3 separate regions of the Mus musculus genome follow, and regions 1 and 2 are each linked to region 3. Evidence: chromatin loops called from intact Hi-C (ENCODE). Cell type or tissue: left cerebral cortex. All regions are shown on one strand. Each heading gives the region's core, and the rest is flanking DNA. Links, peaks and the distances in the headings are about the cores only.

Region 1 (10,486 bases), core at 1,301-9,300, 86 kb before region 3:
GGGTGCTGGGAATTGAACTCAGGAGCTCTGGATGAGCAGTTGGTGCTCTTAACCACTGAGACATTGTCTCCAGCCCCGACTTTAAAGATTTCAAATCAGGTGTATCAATATACTTCAGCTAGGTATTAAACATCTAAGAAATATTTGAGTATTATTGATTACATGTTATAAATTACTTTTATAATTTATAAACTTGTATGTTTACATTTTTCTCTTAAGCAGTTAGCTCTAACCGATGACTGTTTTCTGTTCCACACATGAGTAAGAAAACCAACCAAATAAAGGCTTTGAACTACTCAGTAAGCAGTGCATTTTGTGGAATGAGCACGTACAGGTTAAGTCTTCAGAAAGATAATTATTGTTAGGTCTCCACTACCATAAATTTCCTTACTAGTTCTAACCTTGCACTTGTCAGACACTCTGGTTACTGAGCTGGTAAATTGAATTTATTCACCATTCTTTCTCTACTAGAATACTGATGTATCTGTGATAAACCGTATTTCACTAGAGAGAGCAGTTAAGGAAAGGCATGAGAGACCCCTCATACAGAGCAGAGCCCATACACTCTGGTGAACACAGAAAGCAGGGCTGGCTAGAAGAACAAAGCGCATATGAACAAAGAAAGGCTTTGCAAAGTGTAGCAGAATTAAAGAAAGACAGAAAGAGAGAAAGAAAGAGAGGGAGGGGAGGTAGAGGGGGGAGGAAGAGAGGAAGAAAAAGAACCCAACACATTCCTAATTCAGCAAATCTGATTTTCTTGTCACTCAAATAACTTCAGTCCTTTGAAGTTGATAATAAAGAATCCTCTCGGGCTGGTGAGATGGCTCAGCGGATAAGAGCACTGACTGCTCTTCCGAAGGTCATGAGTTCAAATCCCAGCAACTATATGGTGGCTCACAACCACCCTTAACAAGATCTGACTCCCTTTTCTGGAGTGTCTGAAGTCAGCTACAGTGTACTTACATATAATAAATAAATAAATCTTTAAAAAAAAATAAAAAGAATCCTCCCTGTTACCAACCCTGTAATTCACACACATAAGTATACTTAACGTATTGGTTTCCAGACTTATTAAACATTGTGTTAGGACTGCTGGTTTTCCCCAAACAATAGATTTCTCTCTCTCTCTCTCTCTCTCTCTCTCTCTCTCTCTCTCTCTCTCTCTCTCCCCCTCCCTCCCTCCATCTCTCTCTCTCCATATATACAAGGTGGGAAGAGCATTATGGCATCTTTGAATGAATCATGTCATGGCTGATATGCCATGGGAAGAGTCTTTCTTCTAGAGCTCTAGCACCTCCTGGGGATGTCCCTACTAATTTTAGAAGGTGAACTAAGAGACTTTTTTTTTTTTTTAATGAATCCTTGAAAGGATAAAATGATCAGAATTTGGCAGCATTTTTTCCTTAAGGAAAACGAAAGATTTATTTTTATGTGTATGTGTTTTGCCTGTGGGTTTGTATCTGCACCATGTGTGTGCCTGAAGCCAGAGGGGCATTGGACCCCTGAGTTGGAACCTTCATGTGGATGCTGGGAATTGAACCTAGGTCCTTTGGAGGACCAGGCAGTGCTTTTAATTGCTGAGCCATCTCTCCAGTCTTCAGTTTTATTTTTAAACTGCATACAATCTGATTGGTATGGGGGATCTTTTAACATAGACATTTTGATAAATGCTTAATTGTTAATTGCTTCTGTGATTTTTTTTTTCTTTTTGGTTTTTTGAGACAGGGTTTCTCTGTGTAGCCCTGGCTGTCTTGGAACTCACTCTGTAGACCAGGCTGGCCATGAACTCAGAAATCTGCCTGCCTCTGCTTCCCAAGGGCTGGGGATTAAAGGCGTGCGCCACCACTGCCCAGCTGATTTTTTTTTTTTTTAACCCTGGTGACTGGTAGAGTGCCTTACATAGAATATGCAGTCAGGAACTGCTTGGTAAATTGCAGCTTTCTTATTCAAGCATTACAAGATATCTATTATTTTTTAAAATATACATATTAAGTATATATATATATATTTTTAAAGATTTTATTTAATTTAATTATATTAGTACAATGTCATGTCTTCAGACACACCAGAAGAGGGCATTGGATCCCATTACAGATGGTTGTAATCTACCATGTGGTTGCTGGGAATTGGACTCAGAACCTCTGGAAGAGCAGCCAGTGCTCTTAACCTCTGAGCCATCTCTCCAGCCCCAAGATATCTATTATTTAAAGTATCAACAGGTATTGACATATTGAAGTATTAATTCTATATAAGACATACTAACTAGCATATTATAACTATATTAAATGTGTATAAGTTGTATGGCCCATTCTCTTTATAGTTTGGAGGGGGTATGGAGGATGGAATATTTATAAACAAGGTCATTAGTTTCTTTCCTGACAGGAAAAACTAAGTATTTGGATTTCTGTTTTATTATTGTTCACAAACAATGTTCTTTGTATAAGGAATACTTTTAAAAGGTTGCCAACATTTGAATAGCAGACACACTTTCTTTCTTTTGCTTCTATTGGTAACTCCTTCAAACTACTAATTAGGAGTCCTAAAACAACTGCAGATAATACTAGAATCTGTCATTTTTATAAACTAGTAGGACTTTTGATGGGTGGTAAAGACAAAGAGGACCTGGCTGGGAAGTGCCGGGATCTGCTTTCCTCCGCATCATCTTTAACTTGGTAGTAAATGTCATGATATGCAATGCTACAGATACTCTTGCATTCAGGGTTTGAGTTGCTCAGTCTGATGCAAGTCAGAATAATAACTTAGTCTTGGTACCAAGTGCTTTCAAAGGATCGTTTCCTGTAGTCCTTAGAAGCCTGGCCTTATCTCCATTTTACAGATTAGGGTATTGACATATTAGGAAACTGGTAACGTGCCCAAGGTTGCTTACTTGTAAGTGGACGAGCTCCTTCTCAATCTAGCAAAAAGAGGCTGGCGTTGGAGCCCCACCTCCCTTTCTTGTTACTTGTTTTGTTTTCATTTCGTTTTGTTTGTTTTTTGACAAGTTCTCTCTGTTATGTAGCTTTGGCTGCTCTGGAGATCACTCTATAATCTGATTTTGAACTCACAGCGAGCCACATGCCTCTGCCTCGCCAGTACTGGGATTAAAGGTGTATGCCACCACTTAGCCTCTTTGTCAGTTATAAATAGTTCAACGTGGACTGTATAAAATGGTTAATATTAAAACAGTGTGCTAAAGTACCTAGTGGCATGTCCCTTGTACCTTGGTGCTCAATAGGTATTATTGATGTGTTTTAGTAACTATCGTGATGCTGAGATCTTGTATTTATAATTTTAAGACCTGTTCTTAGTATACGAGATAAAAAACTTTGAAAATGAAAGAATTATCAAGCAGAAATCAAATTGCCATATTGATCTTTATTGGTTAGAAGTTCCATTAGTGTTGTGAAGGCAGAAGGATCAAGCAATGAATTGTGAAAGCAGTATCTTTAGGAAGTGAGGTCAAGCTTCATGTTCTCTATTCTCACTTTTCTTTCTTTCTCAACCTATCTGTCCAGCAATCAGAATGTTTGTACTCAGGATACAATCTCCCAAGTGTGGTACCTAAGTGCTTTTGTTTTGAGTATCCAATAGCTATGGTCTTGGTATCTCATCGATAGTGCTTCTATCTAAGCTCTACATTAAGTTAGCAATTCCAAGGACCAGTAGAATTCATATTTTAATTTATCACAAATGTAGAATTACAAAATCCAAACTAATAAATAAGTCATATATATTACATCTTGGGAAACATTTATGCAAATGTTTCAATGAATCTAGATTAATGAAAAATTTGAAAACCTGCATTGGAGACACACAAGCTATGTTAGTAATGGTAATATGTATTCTAACCTTGCTCATTATTACAGAAATTATTTTTTAGATTTAAAAATCTTAAATTTAAAAGTCATCTCTTGATATTCCATGACTCCCACAGAATCCCAAATTGACAGATGCTCAGATCCCTTCTATAAAATGACACAAAACCTATACACCATCTCTCAGTCTACAGCACATCACCTCGGGATTACTTACAGTACTTACATAAAATGTAGATTCTATGTAAATAGTTGTTACATTGTATTTAGATAAATTTTAAAAAATATGTAACTGCCCTGCATGGATACAGTATTTATTTATTTTTATTTATTTATTTATTTATTTATTTATTTAATTTTTTGGGTTTTTCGAGACAGGGTTTCTCTGTATAGCCCTGGATGTCCTGGAACTCACTCTGTAGACCAGGCTGGCCTTGAACTCAGAAATCCGCCTGCCTCTGCCTCCCAAGTGCTGGGATTAAAGATGTGTGCCACCATGCCAGGCTCAGTTTTTAAATTAAGGAAAATATATTCCAAACTTCAGTTAGTTGAATCTGTATGTAGGTGTATAGCCTGAGTGTTCAAAAAGCAACTGTCCTTTGATAAACACTCAGCAGATTCCTTTTTGGATTTCTTGGTGTGCAATCCAGTGGGGGGGGGGGACCCTATAGACACATTTCTAAATGTGTCTCACAGAAATTGTGTTTCTGCTTTATTTATTTAAGACAAGCTCTTACTGTGTTTCTCAGTCTCACCTGTATTACGATGCTGCACACTTGCTTCAGCCTCCCAAACACTGGGGACTCTGGGTGCATACCACACCCAGCTCAAGCTTTTAAACTTGCACCTATGTCAAACCCCTTCTCCAAGTCCTGGCTTTAATATATTATGGAAACATTTTCATATGCACTTTTGCGTTCATTTTAACATTTGAAAGGTTTTTTGTACTTCAACAGAGATGTTGGTCACATCTGTCTTACTAAATATTTGCCCCCCCCCCCAAAGCCAACAGATAATAGCAGCAAGTCGAGAAAGCTCACCTCTTCATACAGTCCCAGAAGGCACCTGTAAGCCTGAGGCTCTGAGCAGGCTAAAAAGATGCTGCTTTACTGAAATGAGATAACAGCTTAATAGGAACTAAAGGCACCCTGTGGTGGTCCACTCCTGTGCTTTACTTGTTTGATGGTCGGGGAGGGGGTGACTGTATGTGCTAGTGCTTATTAATTTGTGATCCAAATCTGACGAACGTCTGGTATATTCCTTAAGCCATGGGGGTCTCATCGGATTCTAGGAAAGACAGCCATAAATAGTGAGAGACTAACAACCCAACTTTAAAGTGATACACTGATTTTGTAGCTTCCTTCTTGCTGGAGAAGAAATTCAAGTTCGCAGGACACAGTGTGACCTTCAGTTGTGGGCACTCAAGTGCACGTTCCTGGCTGGCCAAGCAGCAGGGGCTCGATGCGGACGCCTGGGCTAACACCTGGGCGGCATTTTCACACCTGCCACTGGCAGCTTTGGTTTCTGGGCGTCCGCACAGTGGCTGCTTCCCATTCATGCTCCAGCTACTGTGCAGCCTCCCGCGAGCCCAGAGCGAATTGCTGGTGCCCGGGGCTCCGGAGGGAGGGCCTGGGCGACGCTTTCGTTACTGCGCCGGGGCCGACCGGCAGGCTCTTCCATAGGTGGCTGCGTTTCCGACTTCGCCCTGGCTCCACTCCGGGGGCTTGACGTGCAAACTTCGCCGGAGCGAGCAGAGAGGGAGGGACCGGCGAGGGGGAGGAGGCGACAGGAGGCGCCTCCGCTTAAGGGAGCCGGCCGGGCGCCGCCGCTCGGACGGACGCGCGGACGGAAGGAAGGAGCGGGGCTGCCGGCTGGGCCGGGATGCGAGCGCCCGCAGGGTGGGCAGCCGCGGGCCGGGGCGCAGGCAGGCCTGAGGTCGCGGCAGTTCGGCTCCGGGCGCTGGCCTCCCGAGCCGGGCCCGGCAGGGCGGCCAGCGCCGCAGTGGCAGCCGCAGCCGGCGCCCTACGAGGGCCGCGGGAGGCGAAAGCGAAAGCCGGTGGCGCCGCGGACTTTGCGCCCGGGCGGGGAGGCGGGCGGCGGCAGGGGCCGGGGGCTGACAGCACCGCGGGCCTGCGGGCCGCGCACGCCGCCGGAACTCCGCGGAGCCTCCTTAAAAGCGGCCCCCGCGCCACTCTTTTCCCCCTTTTTGTTACATTGTAGGAGCGGAAAGAATGTCGGAGCGGGCCGCGGATGACGTCAGGGGGGAGCCGCGCCGCGCGGCGGGCGGAGCAGCGGCCGCCCGGCAGCAGCAGCAGCAGCCACAGCCTCTGCAGCCCCAGCGGCAGCACCCGCCGCTGCGGCGCCCACGGGCGGAGGACGGCGGCACCGGGGACACCACCACCTCGGCCGCCGCCATGGCGACGGTTGGGGAGCGCAGGCCCTTGCCCAGTCCCGAAGCGATGCTGGGACAGTCGTGGAATCTGTGGGTGGAAGCTTCCAAACTTCCTGGGAAGGATGGTGAGTGTCCACGCCTCCTGGTTCCCCCCGCCCCCCCGCCCCCCTCCTCTGGCCCCGATCCCCTCCCCCGCGCCGTGTCCTGTGGCCGCCCCCACGGGGGTCAGAGATGCTATCTTCTGCTGGGTGCCCACACCTACCCGGAGCGTGCGTGAGCGTGCGTCACACTCCTAGCCACTGACCTGCCTCTCCCCTCCTCCTGTGTGTGTATATCTCCTAGGGACCGAATTGGATGAAAGTTTCAAGGAGTTTGGGAAAAACCGCGAAGTCATGGGGCTCTGCCGGGAAGGTGAGTCCAGCCCCCCTGGTGGAGTTTGTACCCAACCTTGGGGAAGTTTTCTTGTTGCTTCAGCCCACCTTCCCTGCTTGCCACATTGAGGTCTCTGCTGAAGAGGATGGAAGAGGGTGGGTAGAACATTTAGGAAGAAATCTCATTTCTAGGGGCTCTCTGTAATGGGCAGCAACCTGGATCCCTTCTGGAAAGGGCAATTCAAAGTGATGGGCATAGGAAGCAGGCAGGGAGTTTAACATATATCTCTTTAGTTATGGACAACACCTGGAAAGAAAGAGTTCTAAGCATTGGAAAGTAGTGCCTTTCTGGGGAAAGAAAGAGTTCTAAGCTTTGGAAAGTAGTGCCTTTCTGGGGATGCTGTAGAGCAGGAGCCTTGACCAAACCAGGTTTTCTTAAGGCAAAGAGAGTGAATTTTGAATAATAATTATTATTTTGGCTTTTAAAGATAGGGTTTTACTAAATGGCCTTGGCTGTCTGGGAACTTGCTTTGTAGACCAGGCTGTTATTTGTTTTTTGTTTTTTGTTTTTTGTTTTTTTTTTTGTTTTCTTCCGGTTTTTTCGAGACAGGGTTTCTCTGTATAGCCCTGGCAGTCCTGGAACTCACTTTGTAGACCAGGCTGGCCTCGAACTCAGAAATCCACTTGCCTCTGCCTCTCAAGTGTTGGGCAAGGCGTGTGCCACCAACCAGGCTAGTTTTGAACTGAGAGATCTGCCAGCCTCTGCCTCTTGAGTGCTGGGATTATAAAGGCATGCACCACCATGACCGGTATTTGTACTTTAAAACTAAAAGTATTTAAGCCTCCCTGTACCCTTGTTTGTAGGGGAATTTAAAGCGATGTTTAGAATGCTACCAAAAGATCATCATAAGCAAGGAGTACATTTGGGATTCTTTGCCAGATAAGGGGACAAGAATACAGAATTTTACTAACCATAGTAAATCGACTTCTACTGATAGGGTGATCTAAAGGTATGCTATCAATGAAAATCAGGTTAGGAATCAGGAAACTTAGATTTGTCTTTTGACAGTACCCTTTTTCTATGACTTTTGATTCATAATGATTACCTGGGCAGTCTGGTGAGAAAGGTCATGGCCTTGAGTCAAGTTTGGGATCCAGAGTACTGAGTTTACATGTGCCCATGCAATTTGATTTCTCACCTGTAGCCGTTTATTTTGGCAGAGTTTTTGTTCAGGACTCAAGAAGCAGAGCTTTGGCAGCTGGGTTTCTAAATCCATGACTGGTTCCTTACTGTGCTGGCCTCACAGTCGCTGCAGGTTTTAGCTCTCACCTTTTTTTCCTTTTCCCTGCTTTGGCTTTTTCAGCTGGCCACATGGTTGGTATTGCCAAGAAGAGTAATACTATGGCAACCCCGTGAGTGCTTCTGGTTGGAACAGATTATAGGGAAAATTAGTTGATTTTTCGTGAGGATTGCTGTTTAAGGGGAGAGGAAAGAGAGAAGCACAGGGCTTGTTGGTGATGTTGCAATAGGAAAAATCAGTTGTTAGTCCGGTTTTAGTTGTGACTTGGCAGTCCGCCTGGGATTGAAAAATTAAAATCACAAAGTGGCAACTCTGGTAGGAAGTGTTAGAGTGGGACTTCAGAGGTCCTAATCCACTCTTGCTCCTGCTTTTTATTCCTGCTATGGGTATTGTCCCTTACATGACTCCTAAGCCTCTGAGGACAGGATGCTGAGTGTTGGTAATTCCCTTGTAGAGGATGACTGTCGCCTTGAATGCCGATCTCTGAGACTCAAGAACATTTAGCAGCTGAATCCATTTCTGTTCGCTTGAATATATTCTAATGGGAATAGGGTCCGTAAAGCTCTGAAATCTCATACCTAAGGCCAAAGGGAGTCACAAACCTAGCTGTATTATCAATCTATAAAACGGCTTGTTAGAGGTTGGTTTGGGTGATTTTTGTTGTTTGGTTGATTGCTTTTGGCAGGGTTCCCCTATGTAACTCTAAATGTTCTGTAACTCACTATGTAGATCTCCAGCTGGCCTGGAATTTAACAGAGCTCTCCCTGCTTCTGCCTCCAGAGTCCCAGAGAATTGGGGTTAAAGGTGTGTACTACTCTACCTGGCTTACATCTCTAAAAAAATATTTTGAAATTTTATTTACCTTTATTTTATGTGCATTGGTGTTTTGTCTGCATGTATGTCTATGTGAGAGTTGTGAGCTACCATGTAGGTACTGGGATTTGAACCTTGGTCTTCTGGAAGAGTGGTCAGATGGCTGAGCCATCTCTCCAGTCAGCAAACCACCCTGCCCCTTCCTTACATCTTTTTAAAGCTGCTCTCTGCATTTAAAAGATGTTGCAGCTGTTAGGTTGTCTGGAGCTTATGCTTGCATATTTGGAGTAAAGACTGAAGTTTTCGTTCAGTCGCTTCTTCATGTGTTTCTGCAAGGACCAGGCTTGAAAGACTGAGGTGATTTTGACTGTCCTGAGGGTCAGGGAAGTGGTTTGGTTGCTGAGGTGCTTACTGTGCAGTTGTGGAGACCTGAGTGTGATTCCTAGACCCTACGTTAACCACCCACCCACTCCCCACCAAAAGCATGCCTGTTGGCACATGCTTTTCATCCCACTGAGGGAGCAAGGGGAGGGGGTGTGTAGGGAAGGAGGGAGATGAGCAAGCACTGTATCTCTGGGGCTTCCTGTCCAGCCAGTCCACTTGATGTGCTCCAGGTTAGTGAGGAGACCATGTCTCAAACAACAAGGTGGATGGCTCCAGGGGAACTGATACATCTGAGGTTGATTTCTGTCCTCTACATACATGTGTGCTTCAAACACACTTACTCCTACACACCACCTAAAAAGAGAAAGAGGGAGACAGATCTGTATGTTCTATTAACACTGATAGGACTTACCATTGTCTTTAGTTAAGATTGTCTTCCATCAGCCAGTGATGTTTTAGAATTAAATCTGTATGTATTTGTCTCGTCAGTGAAATTAAATTGTGAAGAAATATGTATATTTGTACATAATTTGACTTATTAATGAAATAATAAAAGTGAGAAATTCTCCATTATGAAGCCTTTAGGAATATAAAGACCCTGATTCTTCAATTTGTGATTTATTAGCCAGAGAGTTATCAAACATGGGGTATGAAATTAGCTTTTTAATCTCTCTGAAAATAACTCTTATTTTGGAAAGGAGATGATAATACCTATTTCCCAAGGTTATTGTAGAAGGTGAAAATAAATTAGATGACTTACAGTGACCTGTTGCACAGTAACTTCTTTGACCCTTTCAGCTCCTGGCAATGTTAGAACTGACTTTGCAATTTACTTTCCATCATCTTTTCAACTTAGGACCCTTGAATCACTTCTAGGGATCAGAGTTCTGAAAGTATATGCAAAATAATGTATATTCCTACTCTCTAGGGCATATGGCTGAAGCCATTTTTCTTGGAGTCTCAATGCCAAAGTTCAAAATTACAAAGTTAGTAGTAGCGCTTGTTTTTTTCTCTTTTCTCTGTAACTTGCTTAAGTCAGTTTGTTCATACCCCAAAATTAATGCTGTGGAAGAAGCGTGGAACAGTAAAGTTTGGTAGAACTAGCATTGCTCCTAAGGTGGGTAATAAGTCAGCTCTCATCTTCCCTTTAGCACATGGAAAGACTTAGGGTAACCAGCCACTCACTTTTCAGACATTAGCCCATTGCTCATCCACATCCTGATTTCATACTGCTTATCTCTGTAACTTAGAATACTAGTTGGTGGCATTGTGGAGTTTGTTGAGCTAAGGTTGATAATATATTTTGAACTTTTAATAATCAAACTCAAAAATAAGTTATGTTTTCCTTTTAAAGTTTTAAATTAAAATTCTACTTTAAAAATTTTCACAAATTCTTTATTTGTGAAATTT
Region 2 (10,486 bases), core at 1,063-9,062, 740 kb before region 3:
TCATTAAATCTGGAATAAAAGAACCTATATTCGCTTCAGCCAGATTACCAAAGTAGGCAGGCTTAACTGACAAATTGCTATCTTTGAAACTATGGCATCTTGTGAAATTACTGTTGTTCAGTAACCTCTGAGCTTGAGGAAAAACATAAGTATGTCTGTTTTTGTTGTGGAATTGAGCTTTCAGGGCAACAGCTATCCTTGTTTGCCTGCTGAATTCTTCCTGTTTAGTTACATCTTTATCAGATAACCTGGGGAGCAGCCACGTTAACCTCACTCTCTCCTTTATCAATCACTATCTTCTACTGGCCTGCCGTTGACTGAACTCAACCCGAGGCAGAAAGTATATAATCCGCTGGTGTGAGCCATCCAGGTTGCCTCTTATTCTCTAGGATATAGGAAGTAGGAGGGAAAGGTTGGAAGTGAGTGAAAGGGGCAGATTCATATATGGATAACAATGTATATTAAAATGATTTATTGATTTTGTACCATTGACATTGTTTGCCATAGCATGTCCTATAGCACATAGGTTAGGAGTTGACATTATCAAAGCCATCTGAGTCCCACAAGACTTTCTGCTGCATTGTGGAAGGAACCACTGAGATGCAGAAAGTCCAACACGGGTTTTATTAATACCGTGCTAACTCCATCAGAAGTTGTTCTGTGCAGGCTTATGATTTGCTGTTCAACTTAAGAAGGTTGGAAAAGCTTTGGCCACATATTTTGTCAGAGGGTTTGTTCAGAGTGGAAAGATAACAAGGGTAGGGGTTAATGTGCTACAGATGTCTGGGACACTGACTCTGGCTGCTGGTGGTAATCCAGGCAGGAAACCTGCTGTTGCAATTTCTGTCTGCCGGAAAGGAAGGGCTGAGCTGTAATTGCAGAGTTTTTAGTGATGTAAATGCAGCCACGCCTGGAGCGAAGCCTCACAGATGCACACCATTACTGCTAGCCCAACTGCTCCAAGGCAACTCATTTGCAATCAGTTTCAAAGCTGCATAGATGGAAGAGCTTTCTCTCTTATTGTAAAACTCACTTTAGATTCTGCCTGCCTAACATTTTGATGAAAGGTAATGAACCTCTTCTGTCCATCAGAGTGTGGCTCTGGTAACAAGCCTGCTACTTTAAAAGAAGGAAGTGTATGTGTGTAATAAGTTATGTGTGTAGATGGTGTGCATATATGTATGTGTATGGCATATGTAGTATGGTGTGCATGTGTATTGTGTTGGGGTGTGTGTGTATATTTGTGTGTGTTATAAAAAAGTATCAGCAGTCCTTTTACATTTGACCCAATTGTCCACCACACTTCCTCTCTCCTTATCTAGTGATGAGTGTGACGGGCACTTAAGTAGTCTAATCAGAGTGGATTTGAGTTTCAGCACTGGTTCCTTCCCACCCACCAAAAAAAGCTAACGATACTGGAGATATTTGGCTCTGGAGCTACAACATTGCAAGTTCTCCACAGTCACAGAAGTTCTGTTCCATCAATCAGCTTGTTTACCCAGAACCTTGGTGCACAAAAGGAGGAGGGAGAGACAGAGGGAAAGAATGAGGGGGAGGGAAGAAAAGCAGCTTCCAGTGTGAGGCACAACTTGGCTGGTATGACCTTAGAGAAAAGAGCTTGGGGAGCCCTCATTTTAATTCTTTCTCCTGATCCTCTGCTCCCACTGAGACCAGGGCCTAAGGTATTCATTCCACTTGTGTGACCCATCCAGGTAGCCTGGATTTAGAAGGACATAGTCACACGTATCTAAACATGCAGATCCTTGGGATGTTGCCTTCTGCCTTTGCCAGTGTAACCCTGAAAATGCTCTCTTCTGACTCTTCCCATGCATTCATTAGATTTTTGTCCTATAGACAACCTTTGAGTCACCTCACAGCTTAAGAGCTCCTCACATTTGAAATACTTTCCTGGAGTGGAGGATTATTCCAGCTTGCAAAGGACCTGGGTTTGGTACCAGCACCCACATGTTTGCTTATAACCTCCTATAACTTCAGTTCTGAAAGACCCACAACGTGAGGACTCCCCCACGTTCTGACTCAGGAGAGGCGACACCCCAAATCACACACGAGAAACGGTCTTGCTGAAAACTGCAAGAGGACTTTTATTTCAAGAGTGCTCTCGGGCCCACAGTCATACACCACGCAGGGCTAGAGGACCATGGCGCCCTGAGTAGCTGGGGAAGGGGGTATTTAAAGGAAGAAACCACAACTCAAGGGGGTGGGGAGGGCGTTGTTGAAAACTACCAAAAATACCAGTTAAGAGACACAAGGAAGTGGAAAGTCAAGACAGTTTTCTAGGAGCCTCTAACAATAACACCTTTGCATGGTGGGTTCCAGCAGTGGTCAGGGTGGGTCAGGGTGATTTTCTTTGAATGAACACTCCCTGAACCCTGGAAGCAGGTGGGTGGAGGAATGTCTCTATCTTTTTTATTATTAGCATACCTTGGAGCATTGAGTCACAAAGGTCACATTCTCAAGCCTGGGCCTAAAGGCCTAGAAGTTTGTTTTTATGTTATACTTTTTCAGTTCCAGTAGTCCAGTGCCCTTTTCTTAGAACTCCTGGCACAGACACATGGGGCTCACAGACACACATGTAAGTAAAACACTCATACACATAAAATAAACAAATCTAAAATTAAAATACTTTATAATTTTTGCATCAATAACATGCTACTGGAGCAATTAGCAGTCATGTATTATTCTGATTCTTTTGCTCTTTTATGAAATTCTATTTCATTTATTAGTATGCCCAGGTGAGTGCACAGGCACTAGTGTGCTACATGTGAAAGCTTTGCTTTGTCTTTCTCTCAAAAATAGCTTTCCTGTCAAAAGCCAATGTGTCAGAAATCTCTGGCACCTTTAATATCCCTGCTTGTACAACATTTATGCAAATCTTCTGATCTTATCACACAGTACAGCTTCTCTTTACCCAAAGGTCCCTTACTTTCCCAGAGCTCAATGGCCTGGAAGGGCCTACCCCTCCCTTTTTCCTTTGATCCTTTGCATTTATTGTGAACAAGAAGGTAGACACCTGAGCCAGGCATCGTGGCACACACCTTTAATTCCAGCACTTGGGAGGCAGAGACAGGCAGATTTCTGAGTTTGAGGCCAGCCTGGTCTACAAAGTGAGTTCCAGGACAGCCAGGGCTATACAGAGAAACCCTGTCCTGTCTCAAAAAAAAAAAAAAGGTGGACACCTGTAGTTGGTATAACAAACTGTATTTTAATATGCTGAGAGTCATCACACAAGGTTCACACTCTAAGTTCCTATGATACTAAGCCCATCTCACCAAGGCTGCTCAACTGTGGATGTATCTTAGCTGAAGGTTGGGTCCTGGTATGAGAGTCAAGCTCCTCTGGGAGACTCTCCAGCCACCAGGCAGATCAAGGTGGAGCTCTCCAAATGTGCAGGGCAGAGCATTGCTCTTGGTTTCTGCTTTTATCCTGTCCAATGGGTATCATGGGGTTTTAGGATTGTGAGTGTGTGATGTCACTGAGTTCTGATGATCAGATGCAGCCTTGGGTGTAGTGGGGGATATTGACTGCACTAACTTTCCATGTCTAAAAGGCACTTTTGTTTTTTAATATGCTCATTATAACATTCATTCTTTTAAAACTAGTCAAATCCCTGGAAATACCAAAGTTGGACCGTAGCCACCAGGGAAAAGACAGTTATCACCAGCGTCTTAACAACAACAACAACAACAACAACAGCAACAACAACAACAGTAAATCTCTCCCCCAGTTTCGGTTCTGCCACACTACTTTTTGCAGAAAAGATGTTGCCAGCTGAGCTACTTTCTCCCATTTCTTTGGTGACACCTGGGTTGTTATACATGTCATTCTAACTCTCAGGACACCTCTGGTGGTTGGTTCTCTCTCTCTACCTTGGTCCAGGCCTGTGGTGGTTAGACCTCTGCATAAAGCACTTTACAGCTGACCCATTTGGCAGATTCACTTGACTTTAATATAGAGATTTTACACACAGAAAATCTAGTTATTGCTCCCCTTTCTAGATGATTTAAATGATTATTTATAAGTAGGATTGGTCTTTATAATTGAGAGGTCATGAACTGAAAGTATGGTAGAAGTTATTCTATGTTCTCTTGCTTCTCATAATACCAAGTGTATCACTCTATTAGCTTCAAGAAGTGCCCCATCTTCTACAGAACACTGTTAGCGAAGGGCTCCTGTGAGAGGCATTCTAGTGATATAAATGGAAGGATATTCCTTTTATTTCATGAGTGATTCTGTAGAGGAAACAGTAGGTAGTCATTCCCTATGCTAATATTTAGAACTCTGTTGCTCAAATTCTAGAGTAATAACTGATGTGTTAGAATGGTGGGTAGTGTCTCAACAATACACTAGGCCAGAGCAGTTCCATGTGGAAGAGGTTTTATTGGAAGGGAGAGACAAAGGGATAGCAGAGAGAGAAGAGGGGGAGAGACGAGAAAGAGAGAAAAGAGAGAGAAAAGAAGGAAGGGGGCGTAACACAAGTAAGGGTGGGAGGTAAGCCAAATGGATTCTGGGAAAATGGGGGCCATTGTCTTAGCAACCGGTCTGCAGGTCACAGGTCTGCTGTTACCTCATAGGTTTGGAATGTCCTGATGCCAACAGTAACAGTGTTCACCTCACAGCACTGAGAAAAAAAAAAAAAAAAAAACGTTGTTTTTGTCCTTGTTAGACATGGCTGCCCAGGTTGGCATCAAACTCCTGCATCAATGACCCTTTTATTTCAGTTCCCAGGAGCTGGGAGAACGGAAGTACCGACTCAATGTTGTCTAGTTGCGTTTCTTTTAAGTGGCCATTAGCAATCTACTTCCTTACAGAAATAGCTGGTGGCTACTCTAAGTCCACATTGCAGATAACAGCTTAGTGTCATGCTAAGGCCGTAAGCAGACACGGATATTGAAGTTGAAGAGCATCATTCTCTGGCCACTGTCCTTATGCTCTGATGTCCTTTGAGAATTTTGTTCAGGAGCAGTTATTGGATCCTTAGAGATTAGAGATAGTGTCTGAATGCCTTTTCTCTGGATTTCACACCCACTGTTTTCTTTTTGTAAGTGAACTATTGCTTCCTCCTTGTCCTTATTTATTTATTTATTTAAAATGAGATCACTTTATTGGGTTTGAGCCAGGGGAGGTGACATTGACTATCTTTCCAGACTGAAAAGGGGGCTGCTCTAGCACAGGTCACACGACCCACCTTATACAGCAATAAAAAGTAAAATCTAAACCTTTATTTAGAATTAAAGTCACTAGGGTCACCCAGGCGCTTGGTATTGAGGCGACCACACTGCCTTCCAGGTGATCTGCTTGGTCCCTGTGAACATGGACTAATTATTCAGTACGCTGTCTTGTCGTTGAACGTCGGCTCCTCTGTCACACTCAGCTGCTTGTTGGAGTACAGAATGCTAGCTGAAAGACTGTGATGCCTCTGCCCGTGTCCTCGCCCACCTGGGATCTTCAGGGATGGGCGAGGGACATCAAGAGCATCACCGAAGCCCCAGACCCAGGTTACTTCAGCAATGAAGGGCGACTACAGAACTCTTGCTGCTGTAGCCACTATGGCAGTGCTAAGTGTATGGTACATTGTCTTCTTCTCCGTGGCCTTGGCTGTCCCGGGGCTCACTCTGTAGACCAGGCTGGTCTCTAGCTCATAAATCCGCCTGCCTCTGCCTCCCAAGTGCTGGGATTAAAGGCGTGTGCCACCATGCCCAGCTATGGTGCATCTTCTTTAACTTTTGCTATCTTGATAATTGGAGTTTTGGTTTCATTGTAAGCATTCCCAGCTTTTGACCAGTAGGTGGCGACAGAACAGCCATGTCCTTTGTACCTAAGTGGCATTTACTGCAGCATGTTTTTCTGGTTTTTGTTTTTTCTTTAAACTTTTGTTTTCGTTTTGATTTCTTTTCCTTTTTCTTCACCTCATAAAATCCTAAGACAAAATATTAAGACGCTACATCAAGTTTTTTTGGAACAAGGCCTCTCTTTGTATCCTGGCTGGACTGGAATTCACTATGTAGACTAGGCCTCCAATTCATAGGGACCTGCCTGTCTCTACCTACAGGGTGCCGGTTTAAAGGTGTGTGCCATGTCCACCCCTGAATCAAGTGTATCCAAACACAGGTAAGCTAGCTAAAGCTATAATATAAGGTATTCTTTTGTTTGTTTGTTTGTTTGTTTGTTTGTTTTTCGAGACAGGGTTTCTCTGTGTAGCCCTGGCTGTCCTGGAACTCACTTTTTAGACCAGGCTGGCCTCGAACTCAGAAATCCGCCTGCCTCTGCCTCTGTGCTGGGATTAAAGGCGTGCACCACCACGCCTGGTATAAGGTATTCTTCAATATTGTCATTTGTTTCTAAAATACAGGTGTTTGTGGTCTTTTATACTATGCTGGCAAGAACTGTGAACATCCCTGGTTTTAGTGGTGCAGCAACAGTGTTTTAGGAAGTCAATGATGGGATGAAAATCTTCACATTTGGAATTATATACAGCACTTCCAAATGTGGAGGGGGAGGAGCTTTTCAGGCTAATCCTCTTGATGCACACCCTCCGCCCCCCCCCCCCCCCAGTGATTTACATCTATGAAGAGGGAAACATTTTCCTTCTCTCCACAGCGTGCATGCGAGCTCCCAGAAATGCCAACAAGACTGCAGCCCCAAATGCCACATCCACTGCATGTGGTAGGGCTGGGGGAGGGGTCAAAATGGGAACCCTGGGTTTGACGAGTCTATTTTTCTTGGTACATGGAGACTTCTGACTATACCATGAAGGTGAGAGAAAGAAAATGCAGGTGGCTGAAGCACACTCTGTATGCATCTCTCTCTCTCTCTCTCTCTCTCTCTCTCTCTCTCTCTCTTTCTGTGTGTGTGTGTGTGAAGGGGTGAGAAGAGCAATGTATTTGCAATTACATAAAACATTCAGAAGAGACTATCCAGAGAGTCAAATGCCTGTGGGGCCACACGAGCAAAACGCCTGCCTGAGCAGGGTGGCCATCAGGGAGTGGAGTGTGCTAAGTGAAAAAGGACATTTACACTCAAATAATGAGCACACAGCAGGAAGTGTGCATGCATGGACCTGAATGATGTGCGGAGTTCCTCCAGATTAATCATTTAGCCTACAAAGTGTGGAGCCCCTACCATTCAGTGACCCCATGACCTCTGATTAAGGTACTTTCTTTGTGATCACTTCAGGTCTCTCCCTTGTTTCTAAACATTAGGAACTGGACTGCCCCGCATTTAGTTCATATCCATTCTCCCGGCTTTGAGTGCCACCCAGTCACTGTGCTTCCTGTCTACCTGCTGGATCCACCCCCCTTCCCTTCCTTCCTTCCTTCCTTCCCCTCTCTCTCTCTCTCTCTCTCTCTCTCTCTCTCTCTCCCTCCCTCCCTCCCTCCCTTCCTTCCTTCCTCTTTCTTTTTCCTTTCTCACTTAATCATGTTTGTTTCTTCAATTATTCTAAAGTGAGCAGTAGATACCTCTGATTTTTTTGTTGTGTTATGAGAAGACACCAAAAAGCCAGGTCATCTCTTTGTTGCGGTTCTCACTCTTTTCATCTGCTTTCTTTATCTGATCCCAGAGAACAGGACATTTACAGGCACGTGCCTAATGGATTTGACAGTTTGAGTTCAAGTTGCAACGCTGTACATGGCCAGTAGAGGGCATGAGCACATTTCAAATAAAGCATGAGGGTCCTCTCAGGAGGCACCTTCTTAGCTTAGTTTTCTTGTTGCCTAGGAGTTGAGAGATTGTTGTTTCTTCACTGCTACACGAAACTTTTGGCCAGATTTCTTTAGATGGGGAAGTTTAAAGTTGAAACAATGGTCCTTTTAACTATTTCTAGCAAAAGGAATCAAAACAAATTTAGGGATAATGGTCAGTTGCACTTAGGAATGAGAGGACAGATTTGTAAAGGTAAATGTGAGCTTTACAGTCCCTAAGGCCACAGTTTTTTGAGTAGTAGATATGGGATGGTGTTCAGAGAGTATCTAAAACCCATGGACCCACTTAGTCAACATTATTTGTCAAGAATCTGCTTTGGCAATGAAACTCTAGGGACTGAGAAAGGGAAATAGCGAGCCTGACCCACCCCAACTGTTATGGTTGTGTGGAAGAAAGGTGAAGCAGGAAGCTAGATTTATGCATAGTGACCTGATCACATAGAAACACCTGCTGGGGTGCTGCGACCACAGTGTGGGCTTTTAACAGGCTCTGTGGTATAGTGTTCTCAGAAGGCGAGGACTTTCGGGGAAATTGTAAGTGAGAGGCAGCAAGTCCAAAGGTCCTGGGGTAGAAAGAGCAACGATACTGTGAGACTGCAGTGGTCACTAAGGTCAGAGGCTTAGAATGTGGCCAGAGATGACCACCACCTGACCATATGAGTAGCAGGCTTTTTCTGGTACCCATCATTTCCTTTACCTATGCAATTGTGCCATTTATATTCAAGAGATAACATCTTATGTTGGCCATCCCTCCTCGAGTTATTCCCAAAAGGACATTGTAGAGTCTCCTGAGCAGTTTGCCTCACATGCAGATTGTATCAGGACATCTGATGAGCAGGTCAAGGGTGAGACCCATGGATCCAGGGCTCCACCTTTGCTTTATAAGGGCGAAGTCCACTCCTGTCTACTGAGAAAGCACAACTCTTAACTGTTGGGACTACATAGCAGCAAGCAACAGAGTGACACCCCCCCCCCCCTTGCTAACTGAAGCCAGAAGGGAATTCATTGCTAGGCAACTGGAAGCTAATGGGACAAAGCAGAATCATGGGCAGCCAGACCGGAAACTGCTTCAGGCACCCAGGTTTGCAGGCAAACTCTCTTCTCTTTTTACATGTGATTTTAGTTATAATTGGCAAGTTATTATCCCATGCATTTGGGTTGGGCAATCTCTTCAAGGCAGTCTAGGTTAACTACAATCCAGGCTCTCTACTTGTCTGTGCAGATGATGTATTCCCTTATTAGCACTCTCGGCTAGTTCCTCAGCATCTGCTCAGTGCAGGGCAGCACGCCAGGTCCTGCACTACAGTGATGAACAACATTGTTTCTTTATTAAGCTACACCTCCCTTTCTTTTGTGTTGTTGATCGACATTTTATTAAGCACCTAATATATACAAGATGAATTAGAGAACCACAGAATATTTTTTTGTGTGTGTCTAGGAAGTGCTAATCTGTTTAGAAGAGCATAAAGAAAATATTTTGGAGGGTGTCATGATGCATGTCTCTAATTCCAACCCTCCTGAGACAGAGGCAGGCAAATCTCTGTGAATTCAAGATCCAAGACAACCAGGGATGAATAAAGACACCCTGTCTTGAAAAACCAACACTAAAAATAAAAGCAAACACACACACACACACACACACAGAGAGAGAGAGAGAGAGAGAGAGAGAGAGAGAGAGAGAGAGAGAGAGAGAATGTTCTGACATTTTAAAGGAGTAAAAGATGCTACAACCTTAGCAATTGAGAAGTCTGTCTGGGAAGGTAATGAGACATCTTAGTCACTTTTCCTCACAGTGACTGAGACCTAGTGAGACTGCCTACTAGAAAGATGCCCTCAGCCACCTTCTAAGTTGGAAATCCTGGCTTTGCTCATGAAGCCACTATGTGGCTAGTGAGACATTTTTGGTGAATTACCAAGCCTTTGTCCACACAGACTGGAGTGGACATTTGGATATTTGCCTGTAGCTGGATGACAGACTGGAGTGGACATTTGGACATCTGCCTGTAGCTGGATGACAACAAGGGCAGCAGCACTGGATGATTCCGGTCTCAGCAAGTCCATGACTCACGACAGAGCCAGCCCTCCTCACCCAACCTCTACTTTCTAAAGTTGCATTTATACCACTTTGAGCTGTTCCCACAGGCAGCTATGTGAATGAGGCAAGCTGCACAATACAGGGATGGTGATGGGTTGGGATTTAGTGCACAGGAGTCTCTCAGCATGAAGCTATTTCTATTAGTGTATTTCCCTGCTGTGAGAAAAATCGCAGCAAAAACAACTCAGGAGAAGGCAAAGCTTCTCCTGCAAAGCTCCAAAGCTCCCATCTTTAGACACTTGGGTCTATCTCCATAGAAAGGGCATGGGGGAGTCTTGGCAGCTCACCTCTGATGGCCAGGAAATATAGAGAGAAGGAAGGAGGGAGGGAAGGAAGGAAGGAGGAGGAGAGGGGGGAAGAGAGGAGAGAAAGGCTGGGGGCAGGGTGGGAGAGAATATTTCCAGTTAGAGGGTTCTGTCATCTTGCCCTCTTCCTATGGGAGAGTTCCATCCACACTCAGTGCTGATATTTCTCCAGTTCCCTGTACTTTACTGCTCTCTGGGTACCTCCAAGTCCAATCAGCTGGACAGTCAAGACTAGCTAGAGCAGCGTCTAATGTTAGCCAACTTGAACACACTGCTCTAGATCCTCTTACATTATCTCCTATTCATACTAGTAGAGCTGCCTGGTGCTTTAAATGGGAAATATTTGGCTTCTTTAAGGGGGCTAT
Region 3 (10,486 bases), core at 895-8,894:
TAGAGCCAGAGGCCTCTGGAAGAGCAGCCAATGCCACTTACCATCTGAATCACCTCTGCAGCAAAGGTCTTTATGTGCTTTTTGGTTGAAGCTTTACTTAATGTCAAATATTCTTCTAGGATTCTGGTTCAATAGTGAACAAAATAAAGTTCTTCATTTTCATATAAATTCCTTTCTTATAAATATATTACATATTACTAGAAATTGAAATTGAGAAGTAACTTAATGTGTGCCAGAGTAGATCCCAGCAGAGTTCATCTGCAGTCAGTCATCTGAGGTCCTATGAAAGCTGGAGGCATAACTTCCCTGTATGCAACTTGGATGTGTTGCTAGCATGCTGTGTAGAGCCTATTTGTTAAAAGGAATGCAAGGAGTCATGAATACATACAGAGAAACTACCAAGCTTGGAATTCTGTAACCTAAAAGAAAGATGGACCTGTGTAGTCAGAAAGGCCATGGCGCTCCTGGAGTTAATGGAGTCATGTGCTTCTGAGATTGCCATCTTCTGCCGGCTGTTGTGCAGACCCAAGGTTAGCAGTGTCCGCAGTCTGCTGCGGAGAGGAACCGGACTGTGCAGGATGATGTTACTGTGGTTGGACTTGCTAGTCAGTGAGATGGACTTCTGCTCACTCTGTCTGCTGATGGGAATAGCAGTGGGCCTTCCTTCGGTATGTGCTTTCAAAGGCTCCTGGGGTTGCTGGGCTGCACTGCCCTGCCAGAGCTCCTACCTGCCTTGAGTGGCTTTCAGCTTTCTGTAACTTGATTCCAAACTTTCTGACTTCTTCAAGGCATTGCTTTCACATGCAGATACTCATATAGACGTACATGGACATGAATTGAATGTAAAATTAATAACTAAAAATACCAGTGATTATCAAATACATTTGACATAGAGATGTTTTCTTGTAAGATAGGATCAAGAGTTGCCTCATACCAGAATCAACACATGTCTGTGCGCGCGTTTCCTATTTCAGAAATTAGACTGACTAGACAAACAGTGCTGAATATTTTTCAGGTATTTACTGGACTTCTGTCTCTTGTCTATGGTTCTTTTTCTTTCTGCCTTGAGTTCCTTTTCTCTAGTCTTTCCTGGCTTCCCAAGACTGTTTCTACAATACTCTGAGCTCCCATCTCTCTTTACACCTATTTTATTCGAATAGAGAAAAGCAGTTATGTTTAATTTTTGTTCTTAGTTACTAAAAGAATACTTTACCAACATGTGATTTTAAATTAATAATCACAATTTTATTTTATTTATTTTTATTTATTTATTTATTTTGGATTTTCGAGACAGGATTTCTCTGTATAACCCTGGCTGTCTTTGTAGACCAGGATGGTCTCGAACTCAGAAATCCGCCTGCCTCTGCCTCTGCCTCTGCCTTCCGAGTGCTGGGATTAAAGGCCTGTGCTACCACGCCCGGCATAATCACAATTTTTAAATCATCTTATTTTTAAATGAAATTCATTAGAGCCTGAATGAGTAAGTAGCTCTGCTTGAAACTCATTTCTGTGCCCTGTCCAACAACTAGAAAATGTGAGTCCAGAGACAAGATTTCCATTTACTAAAGTGGACATTTTGCAAAGCTCTAGGTTGCTTTTTTAGTGGGGAGATGTTTGGGGATATACAGCACCTTGAACTTAGAGTGAAACTGCTTGGTTTTGTCTGTGTGTGTTGCTCTTTGTAGACACATTCCTTAACCCAGCGGAGAGCTGTTCAGGGTAGAAGAAAACGATTTGATGTGTTATTAGCTGAGCACAAAAACAAAGCCAGGGAGAAGGAGCTGATTCGCCATGACTCTCAGCAAGTGCCACATCCACTCAGGGACCCGCATCCCACCCCTCCCCGGACGCCACAGGAGCCGCAGCTTCCTGCAGAGTCAAAGCCTTTCTTAGCTAGTAAGCCGAAACCTCAGACCCCTAGTCTTCCAAGGTAAGACTGCGACCCTGTGCGATGTGTGCGGATTAAAGCTGCTGAGGAGGAGGTCGTGCTGTCTGTTCTGAGTGCTGCTGCATTGTTCACTCACTCAGGCCTCCAGGCTGCCCAGCTCAGCAAGGAGGAAGTACCCCCATTGACCCTCCTCCAGGCCAGGAGTCTCCACACCCGCCCTTGCCTGCCACTGAGCCAGCTTCTCGGTTATCCAGTGAGGAGGGTGAAGGCGATGACAGAGAAGAGTCTGTTGAGAAACTGGACTGTCACTATTCAGGTCGTCACCCTCAGCCAGCATCGGTGAGCTGTTCATCCCCCTGCATCCACCTACAGTGGCCTCCTCATTGAACCTCTCGCATGGGCAGGGCTCTGACGGGTGCAGAGACCTGGCTGTGGCTGTGCCTCACATTCTTTTTCTTCTTTTCCCCAAAACTGTCGCAGGCACTGCTCTTGCCATGATGTGTAGCTTCTGGCACTTGAGGCGTTTTGGCCCTGCCTTTTCTCTGGCATTTTGTTCCTTTCTTGAACATGAAAGAACCTGGACCTCTGTGCTGGCAGTAGAGGTGACACGAATATACTCTGTGTTCTCTTTCAGTTTTGCACATTTGGGAGCCGGCAGATTGGAAGAGGTTATTATGTGTTTGACTCCAGGTGGAACCGGCTTCGCTGTGCCCTCAACCTCATGGTAGAGAAGCATCTGAATGCACAGCTATGGAAGTAAGTCTTCTGTTGCGGGCATGGGCGGGAGCTGACCTGCCCCAGCAATGGATGTCCTTGACTGCCTCAAGGTGTGTTTTTAAGACTGTATGACATGCTTATCTACATGGGAAACGGCATTGGCTAAGTGTAGAAAGAAAGTAACTATTCTGTAATACACTCATTTACCCTTTCAGTAACTGCGTCTTGTTCTGGGTACAAGAGTTTAGTTGAAAGAACTCCATGTGTACCGACCTCATCGTATGTAGGGAAATAAAAATCTGAAAGAAGAAAGATACTGGAATAAAAAAACAGTTGTCACTGATACCTTCTGGGAGCTAGCTACATGCTAGAGACTACTATTCCCACAAGTCTTTGCTACTTGACTATAATTACCCTTTTCTCCTTGTTATTTTTTAGTCACACAACAGGTTAGCGGTGGAGCCACTAGGTTCTGTTTCCAGTGAGAGCTGAGGTGGACAGACAACAGGCTATTTGAGTCACAGAAAGCTTTTCTGAGCTGAATGGGTCTGGAAGAGCTGTCACTAGGGAGTAAGCAGTATTGACTTTCAGGAGGAGAAACCAGTGTGTACCTAGTCAGAAAAGATGATGACTGAGAGAGAAAAAGTAAGTATATGACAAAACCCAGAACACCAGGAGGTCCTGGCACTCTGGGTGCAGTAGCAGTAACTTGGGTAACATTTTAAGGAGAAGAGTTGGGAGCTTGGAGCAACTTCCCACCTTGGAGGTTTTGGGTTTTGGTATCCTGGAATGGAATGCAGGGTCTTGGGCAGAATAGCTAAGTATTTATCGCTTAGCTGTATCACCCCACCTTTGAAACATCTTGTATAGTACTGTGTATCCCAGTGTTTACTAAATAGATTGTAAGAAATAGAAGGGGATCCTTGGCCACAAAACTTGAATTCATCATTTCCAGTAAGCTCATTTTTATACAACACTTCTCAAACACATTTTGCAACTGTCAAAGCAGGAGATATTTTTGTATACGGAAGATCATTTCTAAAGCTCTTTCGCCCAGGAATGTCTTTTAAAAGAATATTTTGGGAAAGCTTGTGTTCAGTGAGATATTTGATTGCAGGGGACTCTCAAGTCTTTCCCTGTACATCCAAGAACCACCGCTGCCCAGTACCTCTAGAGTGGGCATAGTGAGGCCGTTTGCTTTCATGGTTTGGCTTCCTGATAGTCAGGTACAGATGGTTGGTGCCTTACTGTCTGGTGAAGAAGTTTTATTTCCACGACTGTTGACAGGACCTGGGTCTGTGCACTTGGCAGGTAGGACTCAGGGCAGCAGCATGGGTCTGCTTCCTTCCTTCTGCTTCCCCTGGATGTAGAGACAGCGCTCCTTCTTGCACTGGGACCCTTCCCTGCTCTGATGAGCTCCACAGTCAGTGGAGGAGCGGAAGTGGTTTTGGTTCCTAGTGGCTGTGTGCACAAATGCCGTGAACTTCTGGAAAAGCAGGCTTCCAAGGTTGATTGGGCTGCCTGCTTTGGCATGCTCTGTCAAGGATGACCACCTCCTTATCCACCCCCTGCTCAGTAGCATGAACTCTCTGCCTTATGTGTTTAAGCCACCGTCTTGTCATGAGGCCACAAGTGACCTTGATTTTATGCTTTCCCAGTATCTACCTCTTGGGTGCTGGCATTGCAGGCGCACCATGGCTGGTTTTATGTGGTGCTGTGGGTCAAAACCCAGCCTTATGTATGCTCTGCCCAACTGAGTTACATACATCTCTAGCTCCATGGCCTGTTTTGAGAAATCATCGCAGCAATGGGGAAGATGTGTGTTTCAGTGATGAGCAGATACAACAGTCTTGAGGCAGGCAGATAGGCATATGGATTGGGACACAGCTCTCCCAGGCAGGAGCTCTGTAAGTTGATTTCTAGGCAGCTTGTCCCCACAGACCTTCATATACTGGGTGAGCTTAGCACCTTTCACCCAAACAGGAACTGCCCTATTTAAAGCAGCATTCTTGTCCCGTTACCCTTTAGTTGCTTATTCCAGTAAACGGGTGTCAGTAGAGACAGAAGGTGAACCTAAAACACATCCCCTGTAGCTCCTGGGTACTCTGCGCAATTGTGGAGTTTGACCAATGCTTTTTCTGGAGCATTGCCGTGACTCAAAAGCCATCTCAAGCTCCTGTGACTTCTGTGCACCCTAGCCCTGTATTGGTCTGGGAATGGCCTGGGGTGTCACCGAAAGGTATTTTTACAGTTCAGAATGTCAGTTCCCCTGTCTCCACATAGAGTACTCTGTTATTTTCTTGAATATATTTACTTAGCTTTTTAGAGCCTTTAAAAAGAGAAAGCAGTTATATTGTTTCAAGACGTTCAGATGCTGCCTGTGGAGGAAGAATTTCCCCCCAGGATTTCAGAAGGCCTGGTTTTTAAATCTCAGCCTCACGAGCCACCCAGTGGCTATCGTCAGTTACTGCATCCAGTAAGCAACCTACTCTTGAGTCCCACGATCCACCTAGTGGCCGTAGCCGGAACTGCATTCAGTTAGCAACCTACTCTTGAGAGCTAGCCTGGGTACCTTGTGGAGATACTGATTCTAGGAATTCACATTGTTACAAACCTCTCAAGCAATACTTGTGTGTCTCACAAGGATAGAGCCAGGCTTCTTATCGTGGGATCCACATTGCAGTCTGTTAGAGAGATCTGAAAATTGACTAAGGTCTGTGTACTCTCTTGAAATTTCCTGTATCATAAGGATCATTACTTGGCTCCTGAGATGGCATCGTCAAGCTTTCGAGTGGTTGGGATCATGGCTTGCACCTCTGTCCAGCTGTTACCACCTGAGCTTTAATGCTACTATCAGGCTTTCTAGGTTTTCTTGTTCTTTTAGGCTGTCACATTTTTTAAATTTTTTTTTTTTTTAAACTCAGAGTTAAAATAAAAGGGAGAGCTCCTGTGTTTGACTCTCCAGATAGGTTTCTCATCCCCTACTGAGTACTTTGCCCAGGCGTTATGAACAAAATACTTTGTTATAACACTCAAACAAGTCTGCTTTGGATTTGTCTCCTGTGCAGTGTCCTGGCCGGTAGTCACAATCTGCCTGTTGATGAAGTAACTCGTTCTTGCTTGAATCCTTACAGTGTTTGGATACTAGATTCTAGGCCGTATGGGTAAATGGTACATAAGACGTCTGTTACAACATCTGAAAAGGAGTAGATGATTTACAGTCACATATTAAAAGTCATTTCCAGGTCTACAAAGTCTATCACCAGGGGCCTTAGACAGATGCAAGCAAGGCATGGTGTTCAGTGCAGACTTCTTCACGTGATGAGTTGAGAGTTCTTTCATTGTGGCTTGTGCTTGAGGCTTAAGAAAGAGTGCTTGCTAAGTGTCAGCAGTGGAGGTCTGAAGCTAGGGTTGTAGCGTGTGAACTCTACATAGACAGAGTATGCTTCCACGTTCCCCAGGAAGCATAAAGAACTGGAAGGAGCAATCCATCAGGACTGAGTCTGTGTTTTTAGATTGATTGATCTTGGTGAGAATATGTTTCTCAATACCAAATATAAAGGGGTGCCCATCCAAAACCATTCATGGCAGCTGTGATTATGGGAAGTATGTGTGACCAGCTTTGGTAATTCTCACCCATCATATCTCCTTTTTACAGGAAAATCCCACCAGTGCCCTGTACCACATCACCTGTTTCTGCCCGTGTTCCTCACCGGACAAATTCTGTGCCGACATCACAAGGTGGGATCAGCTACTTAGCAGCAACCACTGTCTCCGCGCCTCCAGTCCTGCTGTCGTCCACCTGCATCTCCCCAAATAGCAAATCGGTACCAGCTCATGGAACGACGCTAAATGCACAGCCTGCTGGTTCTGGGGCGATGGACCCTGTGTGCAGTGTGCAGTCCAGACAAGTGTCGGCTTCATCCTCACCCCCCTCCACGCCCTCGGGCCTCTCTTCCGTCCCCTCTTCCCCTCTGTCCAGAAAACCTCAGAAATGGAAACCTAGCAAGTCTATAAGGCCCAAGGAATCTTCTGCTCTCAGCACTAACTGTCACAATGCCAGTAGCAGTACCAGTGGTGGCTCAGGAAAGAAACGCAAAAACAGTTCCCCACTGTTAGTTCCTTCTTCCTCCTCTTCGTCATCCTCCTCCTCCTCCTCTTCTCATTCCGTGAACTCTTTTAGGAAAAACTGTGTGGCTCACTCTGGGACTCCATACCTGTCAACAGCACCATCTTCCCACAGCATCGGCCTCAACTGTGTGACAAATAAAACACACTCGGTGAGCCTCCGGCATGAGCAGGCAGGGCGGGGTCCCGCTGGTGTGAGCTCTGCAGAGCCCATCAAGAGGATGAGTGTAATGGTGAACAGCAGCGACTCCACTCTCTCTCTCGGCCCATTCATCCACCAGGCTAGTGAACTGCCTGTCAACCCACACTCACACACTCCTCTAGACAAACTCATAGGGAAGAAAAGAAAGTGCTCTCCAGGCTCTAGCACTGTTGGCAACAGTGGCAGCAAACCCACAAAGGTTGCCAAGTTGCCAGCTATGAACAACGTCCACATGAAACACACAGGCAACATCTCAGGGGCACAAGGATTGACGAACAATTCCCTCCTCCATCAGGTAGGAAGTGGACTCTGATCTGGACGTGTTTGTTGCCTCTTTCTTGGGGACTTTGGCCAGTTCTGAAAATTCTGGTTGGGTTGGTTGGTTTGCCTATAATGGATGCCCAGCTTTCGTGGTAATCTTTAACAGAGGAGAGCCCATGTCCGTGTGAAGGGGAATCTCCTCCGAATGTCCAATGCCTTGCAACAGTGTTCCTGAGTAAGCGTCAAGCAGGAAAGGTTATGCAGAGAGGCAATATCCTGATGCTGTTAGAGATGGAGGCAGAGAGCATTGTCTGTCTGCACAGACATTCCAGGCTGAAGTCAAACTGACGTAGTAAGCAACAATGACTTAAGACAACAAAACAAACAAACAAACCAACAAACCAACCTTAGGATGCGTCTCCTCTTGAGCAGTTCCAGGCATTCTGGTTAACTCGCACCCCTTTCTATTTTCAAGAGAGTTAGGGGAGAAGATTAGTGCCGGCGTGGCTGGAGCTTGACGCCTGTTCCGAGTGCATACTTAGAAGACAGTATCGTGCTTCCCATGAGCGGGAGGTGGCTAACTGGGTTCAGAGTAGTCGTGACTTCTTGTGCTGTGTCTTGTCTGTTCCTGGCTTTCCATTGGCTCCTTCTGACTGTCAGTCACACAGTTCTGTGTTCCAGCCTCTTTTGCACCACTTCCAGCTCATCTCTCATCCTGTTATTTCATCCATCAGGATATCTTCTCTCCTTGCTTACGAACAGGAATTGCAGAAGCAGCACCCCAGAGCCCTGACTTAAAAAGTGAGGCTCTCTTTTATGTTATTTTCCCTTTTCCTCATCCTCAGAATTTAACTGCTTAGGGATTTTTCAGAAAATAAGAAGGCACTTCCTATTGTAATTTACTTTTTTTAGTATTTATGTGAATTGATAATGTCAGAATTACTGGGGGAGATAGCTACTTATTTTCAAACTGGCTGCTTGTGTTGGCCTTATTGCAAATATGAACTTTGCTCTTAGTGTGTTTTGTAGTTACTCATAGTTATGATTCATGTAGCAGAAGTACAAACACAGCAAGAAACAATATACTCATCCCTCAGAACTGCCTCTGAGTGTAGTATCCTCCCAGGAGAGGGGGCAGCATTGTACCCCACCTTCATGTAGACCGTTACACTTGTGTTCACCTTACTTCTCCTCACAGGTAACTGATGGGAATGCTGAAGGTTGAGGTGGTCGTTCTAGACAGCAGGGACTAACAGTGCTTAGGGAGGGTGGGCATGGGTATTGTCCCACGGGTATGTAGCAGCTCTTTCCTGTCTTGTCGCCAGTTTAAAGAGAAATTGCAGAGCTGCGCTCACATGTGAATTTTCTCTTTACCACCCCCACCCCCCCATTTTAAAAGTCAGCTACAGCTTACGTACCTGTTGGACAATTTGGGTCATGATCCCAAAGTGTTTTCCTTCTGCCTGTTATGATAGGGTTGGAGCTCGTCTCCAAGAAGACCAGGTGGTCTTTAAATTTAGGTTCTGAAAATCAATCTCAGCTCAAGATTACATTGTAGAAAGATTTCCTCTGTTGAGGATGTTTTTGTTTTTGTTTTTATTATTATACTTCACAAATCCTAGGAACCCTGTGGCTTCCAATCAGAGGACATATGTGAACCTTACAAGCTGTTTTTCAACTTTATCTGTCAGTGGGAGGAATCTTACAGCTGCATACAAATCTCAGAACTCATGACTTAAAAGTACTTTAAAGAATGCTATCCCTAAAACGGCATGATGGCACATGTATTAAATCCCAGCATTCTAGAGACAGAAGCAAGCAGGTCTCTCAGGGCTACACAGAGAGACCCTGTCAGAAAACAAAATAAACACTTTTTGTAGAGAAGTAGAAATCACAAGTTTGCTATCTCTTGTGGAGGATACTTGTGCTTGGATTGGCTAGTCTCTGAACAGAGAAGTGAAGTACAGAGCCCACAACATAGCAGTGTGTAGCCCCTCCCTGGCCTGCAAATCCGTTCTTGCTTGGCTTCTAGATTTTAAATTACCCCGTGGGAAGGCCAGAGTTCTCTCCCTATGCTGTAAGCAGTGCCTTGGGTTTAGACCTCCAGACCTGTGTGTTAGCACATCGAGTTTTCTGAATTAACAGCCTAGAATACCTTCAAGGACACAAGTTTAAAAAATGAAAACAAACAAAAAATTCCACCTTAGATTAGAAGGAAACCGGAGGGCTAGACCTCCACACAGCGGCCTCTTGTTGCCCGTTTGTTTTTGGTTTTGTTTTTGTTTTTTGAAAAACAAAGCTTCAGGCTGGTCCTGTAATGGCTTTCCCCGACCCCAGCAGGTCAGGGAGCTTAGGTACGGGATGATACCCTGGTGTAGAGTCGGGAGCACTGCATCCAGCCACTTACTTATGTATCTCCTCATCCCTCTGTTTTGAAAGCCAAAGGCACGACCCTGACAGCTGACAGTACCACTGGAAGGAATAATCCAGACATTTTTGAAGACAAGCTACGCCTCTGCTCAGCACTCTGGACTCCACGATGCCTTTGAGTCTCTTTTTCTAACTCCTGTGGGCCTTCAGGGTAACCTCTGGCTGTTTGACAAGGATTTCCCGAAGCTGTGTCTGTAGCAGTGAGTACAGGTAAAGAACACTGGATCACCTCAGCCACCGGATTGCTCTCAGTGTTAAAGTGGTCTGGACTGCTTGCTCCCAATCCGTGAGAAGTTTGTGTTTGTATTGTGTTTTGTTTTGTTTTTTCATTTGGAGCATATCATGGAGTCACTCTTGAAGTAGATTGGCTGGGGAGGATCATTTCTGTAGCCTTGCCTTCCTTTTTCTTTGCCATCTGTCAGTCAGGCTCCAGAAGGTAGGCACCTTAACTGGAGACTGAAGGCCTCCAAGGAAAGGGGAGTGAGCTGCATCCTGAGAGCCTCCTAGAGGATACCTGGCTTTAGAGTTTTATAGCGCTGTTGAGGAATAGTACACTGAGATGTTTGTTGGTCAGTGCGTCATGACATAGTAGCCCCGCACCTTTTCAGTTAATTTGGGATGAGAAGCTTATCAAGTTCTTCAGACGTGAGGACTGGCTCGAAGCTGCTGACGCCTGGATATTAAGTTTAAAGGATCTCAGAAGCTTAGTTTTTATGGTACAAAAGCATGTGTGATAGAAAGAGAGAAAGAAAAAGGAAGAATGAAGAAAAGAAAAATGGAAAGAGAGACAAGGAAAGCAGTTGGTGATGAAAAGCCAACTGGGACACTGGATTCAGGGAGGTGAGAAAATTTTCAAGTGA

Evidence for each region. A loop is a pair of places that touch in the nucleus more often than their neighbours do. Peaks named below come from ENCODE experiments on the same cell type or tissue, not always from the same donor. Only the 100,000 strongest peaks of a DNase experiment are listed, where the experiment ranks them.
Region 1: a loop joins it to region 3, with 2.5 times the contacts of the local background. A loop is called at or near these places in 10 of 42 quality-filtered maps.
Region 2: it touches region 3 in a loop (4-fold over the local background); 9 of 42 quality-filtered maps call a loop at or near these places.

The regions. Positions count from the first base shown.
Region 1 is chr14:14,007,038-14,017,523 of GRCm38, forward strand. It overlaps Atxn7 (ataxin 7), which reads left to right and starts at 5,454. Exons shown (of 12, transcript NM_139227.4): 1 at 5,454-5,713; 2 at 6,036-6,332; 3 at 6,550-6,618. The coding sequence starts at 6,047. In left cerebral cortex, for the core only: CTCF peaks have their summits at 5,538 and 6,157; DNase peaks (open chromatin) are centred at 5,519, 6,044, 6,459 and 8,280; H3K4me3 peaks cover 2,129 bases; H3K27ac peaks cover 1,768 bases.
Region 2 is chr14:13,348,523-13,359,008 of GRCm38, forward strand. It overlaps a transcript of Synpr not described here. Among named protein-coding and RNA genes, the nearest start is that of Gm5087, 69 kb to the left of the region's middle. In left cerebral cortex, for the core only: CTCF peaks have their summits at 5,806 (motif pointing right) and 7,654 (motif pointing right); DNase peaks (open chromatin) are centred at 5,792, 7,664, 8,700 and 8,990.
Region 3 is chr14:14,093,672-14,104,157 of GRCm38, forward strand. It overlaps Atxn7 (ataxin 7), which reads left to right. Exons shown (of 12, transcript NM_139227.4): 8 at 1,686-1,930; 9 at 2,029-2,227; 10 at 2,523-2,644; 11 at 6,264-7,230; 12 at 9,636-10,486. The coding sequence ends at 9,653. Among named protein-coding and RNA genes, the nearest start is that of Psmd6, 22 kb to the right of the region's middle. In left cerebral cortex, for the core only: a CTCF peak has its summit at 5,094; DNase peaks (open chromatin) are centred at 3,758 and 5,096; H3K27ac peaks cover 546 bases.